Regions from separate parts of the Homo sapiens genome. Here region 2 is linked to region 1. A link is an interaction called in ENCODE POLR2A ChIA-PET data of the cell type or tissue named here. Cell type or tissue: OCI-LY7. All regions are shown on one strand. Links, peaks and the distances in the headings refer to the core of each region. The heading gives the core; the rest is flanking DNA. Region 1 holds the start of LOC124902628 (a long non-coding RNA gene). Region 2 overlaps SBF2 (SET binding factor 2).

Evidence for each region. ChIA-PET counts read pairs that join two places held together with the same protein. Peaks named below come from ENCODE experiments on the same cell type or tissue, not always from the same donor. Only the 100,000 strongest peaks of a DNase experiment are listed, where the experiment ranks them.
Region 2: POLR2A ChIA-PET joins it to region 1 with 6 read pairs; 3 of 35 experiments call an interaction of 5 or more read pairs at or near these places.

The regions. Positions count from the first base shown.
Region 1 is chr11:9,657,717-9,660,632 of GRCh38, forward strand. It overlaps LOC124902628 (a long non-coding RNA gene), which reads right to left and starts at 2,398. Exons shown (of 2, transcript XR_007062586.1): 1 at 1,667-2,398. It also overlaps the pseudogene RPL21P97. In OCI-LY7, for the core only: no CTCF peak of the experiment used is centred there; no DNase peak of the experiment used is centred there.
Region 2 is chr11:9,854,224-9,857,139 of GRCh38, forward strand. SBF2 (SET binding factor 2) reads right to left here. Exons shown (of 40, transcript NM_030962.4): 19 at 2,235-2,497. All of the region lies in intron 1 of LOC101928008 (a long non-coding RNA gene), which reads left to right. Among named protein-coding and RNA genes, the nearest start is that of LINC02709, 96 kb to the left of the region's middle. RefSeq lists an enhancer at 1,585-1,684. In OCI-LY7, for the core only: no CTCF peak of the experiment used is centred there; DNase peaks (open chromatin) are centred at 1,808 and 2,298; H3K4me3 peaks cover 1,003 bases; H3K27ac peaks cover 2,156 bases.

The DNA of each region.
Region 1 (2,916 bases), core at 153-2,652:
AAACAGGGTGATTTAAACAACAGAACCGGTGACTTAGACTACAGAAATTTATCATGTCACAGTTCCGTTTTTTTGTGTGTGTTTGTTTGTTTGACACAGAGTCTCACTCTGTTACCCAGGCTGGGGTGCAGTGGCTCAATCTCAGCTCACTGCAACCTCTGCCTGCCAGGTTCAAGCGATTCTCGTGGCTTAGCCTCCCAAGTAGCTGGGATTACAGGCACGTGACACCATACCCAGCTAATTTTTTGTATTTTAGTAGAGACAGGGTTTTGCCATGTTGGCCAGGCTGGTCTTGAACTCCTGGCCTCAAGTGACCCACCTGCCTTGGCCTCCCAAAGTGCTGGGATTACAGGCATGAACCACTGCCCCTGGCAATCTCACAGTTCTGGACTAGATGTCCAAGATCAAGGTGTTGGTTGGGTTGATCCTGCCTAAGAGCTGTGAGCAATAATCTGTCCCATGTTTCTCTCCTAGATTCTCGTGGTTTGCTTGCTGGCAGCAATGTCTGGCATTCTTTGGCTTGTAGATCCATCACTCTGATCTCTGTCTTCAGGCTGGCATGGTGTTCTTTCTGTGTGCATGTTTGTGTCCAAAATTTGGACGCCAGTCATAATGGATTAGGACCCAACCTAATGACATCATTTTAAGTGAACTACCTCTATAAAGACCCTATCTTCAAATATGATTACATTCTGGCTGGGTGCAGTGGCTCATGCCTGTAATCCCAGTGCTTGGGAAGGCTGAAGTGGGAGGATCCTTTGAGGCCAGGAGTTTGAGACCAGTGTGGACAACATAGCCAAGACCCTGTCTCTACAAAAAAAGTAAAAAAATTAGCTGGGCATGGTGGTATGTGCCTATAATCCTATGTACTTGGGAGGCGGAGGCAGGAGGATCACTTGAGCACAGGAGTTCAAGGTTACAGCGAGCTATGATTGTACCACTCTACCCCCGCCTGGGTGACTGAGATCCTGTCGCTAAAAAAACCCAAAAACAAGAGCAAATAAGATCACATTCTGAGGTACTGGGAGTTAGAATTTCAATATGAATTTTGGTGGGGACACAAGTCAACTCAAAGCACCGACCTTCAATAGCAATTCCCTCACTGTCCTTCAAGACTTCTCTTGAGGTCCTTTTGGCTTCCGCCCACCCCTGTCCAAAGCCGATGACACATGTTTTTCTTTCTTTTTTTTTTTTGAGACAGAGTCTCGCTCTGTCACCCAGGCTGGAGTGCAGTGGTGCGATCTCCGCTCACGGCAAGCTCCGCCTCTCAGGTTCACGCCATTCTCCTGCCTCAGCCTCCCGAGTAGCTGGGACTACAGGCGCCCGCCACCACACCCGGCTAATTTTTTGTATATTTAGTAGAGACAGTGTTTCACCATGTTAGCCAGGATGGTCTTGATCTCCTGACCTCGTGATCCACCTGCCTCAGCCTCCCAAAGTGCTGGGATTACAGGCGTGAGCCACCGCGCCCGGCCAACACATGCTTTTCATTGTTGCAGTGTCTAACTTCACCAGTTTTATTATCAGTTATGGGCTGATCAGGGAAGTGGCCACCACTATGGAATACAGGCTTTATTCTGAGAATTGGATACAATACAGTTGCAGGAGAAGCTAGGGAAGAAAAGGTCTGAAAGGAGATGGCTGGACAATCAGAAAAGTCACTAACCAGAGATCACAAAGGAAAGCTGACGAATGAGTACATGGAAGGCTGTTCCCTCTGCATCCAGCAATGGGCCTGAAGTTTATGATAGGTCATCAGGGCTAGCAATCAGGAAGAAAAGTTGGATTGCATTGAGGGAGAGTGAGGACAAACTAGAATCCACAGGACAAACTGGAACCCACGAAGACAAAATGGAACTCACAGCTATCTTTCACATTGACGAGCATGCGATATGTAGCATAAGCTAATGCCTTTACCATGGAACTACACGTGCCTTGCGCCAAGGCTTGGAGACACTGAAATAGAAAATTTGGTGGGAGTTGAAGGAGCTGTGGGCCAGTTAATGCTCTGTACCAACAAAGTATGTTAGCAGATCAGTAACCACTCTATGATCTGCAGCGGCATGTGATATTTACATCAACCTTCAGAACACAAGGGCTGCTGCTTCCAAATCTTACATAAATCTTACCTGCTCCTTCCAAACTTACACGAAATTCTTCTGTAGTGAATCCTATCCTGGATCCACATTGGGAACGGACATTTGAGGAACTAGATTTCAACTTACCTAATTGACACAGTACAAACATCAGTGACTGTCAGATACCATGATGCTGATGCTGTGTCTTATACATACTACCCTCTCATTTAAACTTCATACCAGTCTTGCAAAATAGATCTCATCTGGAAAGACCTCATCAAAAAAATAAAAATTAAAAAAAGAGGCCGGGTGCGGTGGCTGACGCCTGTAATCCCAGCACTTTGAGAGGCCGAGGCAGGGTGGATCACGAGGTCAGGAGTTCAAGACCAGCCTGGCCAAGATGCTGAAACCCCATCTCTACTAAATATACAAAAATTAGCTGGGCATGGTGGCACGCGCTTGTAATCCCAGCTATTTCAGAGGCTGAGGCAGGAGAATTGCTTAAACCCAGGTGCCAGAGATTGCAGTGAGCCAAGATCAAGCCACTGCGCTCCAGCCTGGGTGACAGCAAGACTTCGTCTCAAAAAAAAAAAAAAAAAGTTTCCTTTCGGCCGGAACCGCCATCTTCCAGTAATTCGCCAAAATGACGAACACAAAGGGAAAGAGGAGAGGCACCCGATATATGTTCTCTAGGCCTTTTAGAAAACATGGAGTTGTTCCTTTGGCCACATATATGCGAATCTATAAGAAAGCTGATATTGTAGACATCAAGGGAATGGGTACTGCTCAAAAAGGAATGCCCCACAAGTGTTACCATGGCAAAACTGGAAGAGTCTAC
Region 2 (2,916 bases), core at 259-2,758, 200 kb after region 1:
CCCTTCTCTTGCCAGGATTTATCACTCTCTGAGTTAACTGCAACCCATTTGGCCACTTTGAAGCCAGCATTCTTCTGTAGATGATAAAATCATGCAAGAGAAGGGAACAAATTTGAAATGGAACAGATGTGAAAGCTCAATCTCTGCCCTTCTTGCTTATTCAGCTCTTACTGTTCAACCCATCAGACTCTGGGAAAAGACTCATTTGTCTGTTCCTATTAACTTCTCTTTTCTGCAAAGCCAACCACATTAGCTGAATCAGTGTTAGAGATTGTTAAAGTAAAGCTAAGCAGAGACTATGGCCATCAACATGCAGACTTTGAGAGAGCACTGTCATCTATAATGATTATTATTTGTTTATATTTATTTATTTATTTTAGAGACAGGGTCTCACTCTGTCACCCAGGCGAGAGTGCAGCGATGCTAGCTGTAACCTCAAACTCCTGGGCTCAAGAAATCCTCCTGCAGCAGTGATTCTCCAGCCTCAGCCTCTCAAGTGGCTAGGACTACAGGTGTGTGCTACCACACCTGACTAATTTTTATTTTTTGTAGAGATAGGGTCTCACTATGTTGCCCAGGCTGGTCTTGAATTCCTGGCCTCAAGCAATCCTCCCACTTCGGTCTCCCAAAGTGCTGGGATTATAAGGTAGTCAGCCCCATGCCTGGTCCAAAACTTTAAAAGAAATGTAAAATATAGTTATTGCTTGTTATAATGAAGATGAACGTCACTGGCAATGGAGAATGGAGATAAAGCTGTGACAGCTAAGGAATATCTTACAAATTAAACAGATAGGTCCTGTATTGAAACAGAGTCTTGTGGAATTATGAGTAGTGAAGGAATGGGAAAGCATCATTTCGGGAAGATCCTTTTGGCAGTAGAAAGAAGAATAAAAAATGAAACAACTAAGAGACTGTTATAATTAGGGCTTGAAGTGATAAAGGCCAGACTATGTTGTTCCCATTAAATAACCAGAGGATGAACAAGAAACTCTATATGGGTGGGGGTAAGAGATCTGTGCAGTTGACTGTATGGTGTGAAATGCTGATTCCAAGTTGTCTAGCCTGGAAGACCAGAAACTCTGAGGTGTCCCTGACAAAAATGAAGTACCTAGGATAACAAGATTAAAAGGTTTGGGCCAGAGATTTAGGCTTGTGGATGAGTCTTCCACAGAGTAAGAAGAGCTTGGAAGAGGAATTGAGAATGGGAAGAGAAGAGGAGCTGCCTGAAGGAGCATGAGGAGAAGAATTTATGCGAGCTCGAACTACCAGGATGTTGCGGCACCCATCACTGAAGCTCTAAGGATAGAATTTCACTACTGTTGGGTTGATAAGTTCATTTATTCACTCATTTAATCATCTGTTCAACCAAATATTTATTGAGTACTATATGCAAAGACACTAGGAATACAGCAATGAACAAAACTGACAAAGGAAACATAACAAGCAAACATATGAAAATAAATCAGGTTGTAAAAAATGACATGAAAGACAATGCAAAGTAGGAGAGGGAGAGGTATTATTAAGATGCAGAAGTCAGGAGGGCTTCTTGAGGCAAGTAACATTTGAGCAGAGACCTAAATAAAGTGAGGAAGTGATTCTTGGCCTGTTTAGGTGAGAATATTCCAGAATGAAAATACCAGTACAAAGGATGTGAGGCAGGAATATGCTTGGAGTGTCTGAGGATTAGCATGAGCAGGGAGACCAGTTTGGTTGACAGAAGAGTGATAGGAAATAGGGGGTCAGAGCAGTAGCCAGAGGACGGATTCCGTTAGGCCTTGCAGGCCATGGTAAACACTGGGTTTTAGTTTCAGTGGTATGAGAAGTTACTGGAGGGTAGAGAGGAAGGCATGGTTGAGGGTATGACTACAAGGTTGAGGAAAAGGAGGGCTGAGAAACAAACAGCCACTTTTGCAAGAAGGTGCTCACTAATTTCTTTGGAATGATTTCTGTAAATTGCTTTGGCAGACAGTAACTGAAGGGCTGGATCAGTAATGGGTGAGACATTTGGAAAAATTAGGTCATAAAAAAGAAGAAAGTGTGGGAAGTGGTTAAGAATAGTAGGATGAAGTGAATCTTTTAGAAAGAAAAGCTGAGCAAGTCCAAAGGTGAGGAAAAATGGTTAACTTTTGAAATATGTACAGCAGTATTTGCTCAAAATGTTTAATATTATCTGTCAAGCCAAGACTGGCCCCAAGAAGAGTAGGAGGAGGGTCTGTGTGTTCACATTTTGGTACCTGTTTGTGACAATGCTGTTGCTTCCGCTCTCCCAGTCACCTGGCGCTGATGTTCTTAGGAGCTTGTTTTTACTTGTGTCGAGTGGAACTAGCAGGTTCACCATGAGGTTTGCAAAGTGAATGGCCTGACTAAAGACAGTGCTTTCCTCATGTTGCACTAGCTCTTGCTGAGTTGACTTGCTCAGGGTAGGCCAAAGGCGTAGTTGCTCAGCTGCCAGGTCCATTGCTGTCTTCTCCTGATAATGGTCATCAGGAAGCTTATCCTAAAAAATAAAGCAACACAATCCAAAAGAGAACCATCACTTCAGGTGAGCTTAAAAAACATAGATTTTTTTTTTTTTTTTTTTTGAGACGGAGTCTCGCTCTGTCACCCAGGCTGGAGTGCAGTGGCACGATCTTGGCTCACTGCAAGCTCTGCCTCCCAGGTTCACGCCATTCTCCTGCCTCAGCCTCCCGAGTAGCTGGGACTACAGTCACCTGCCACCACGCCCAGCTAATTTTTTGTATTTTTAGTAGAGACGGGGTTTCACCATGTTAGCCAGGATGGTCTCGATCTCCTGACCTTGTGATCAGCCCGCCTCGGCCTCCCAAAGTGCTGGGATTACAGGCGTGAGCAACCGCGCCCGGCCTAACATAGATGTTTTAAATAACTATTCTATTAAATGCTTAAATCAGCAAAAAT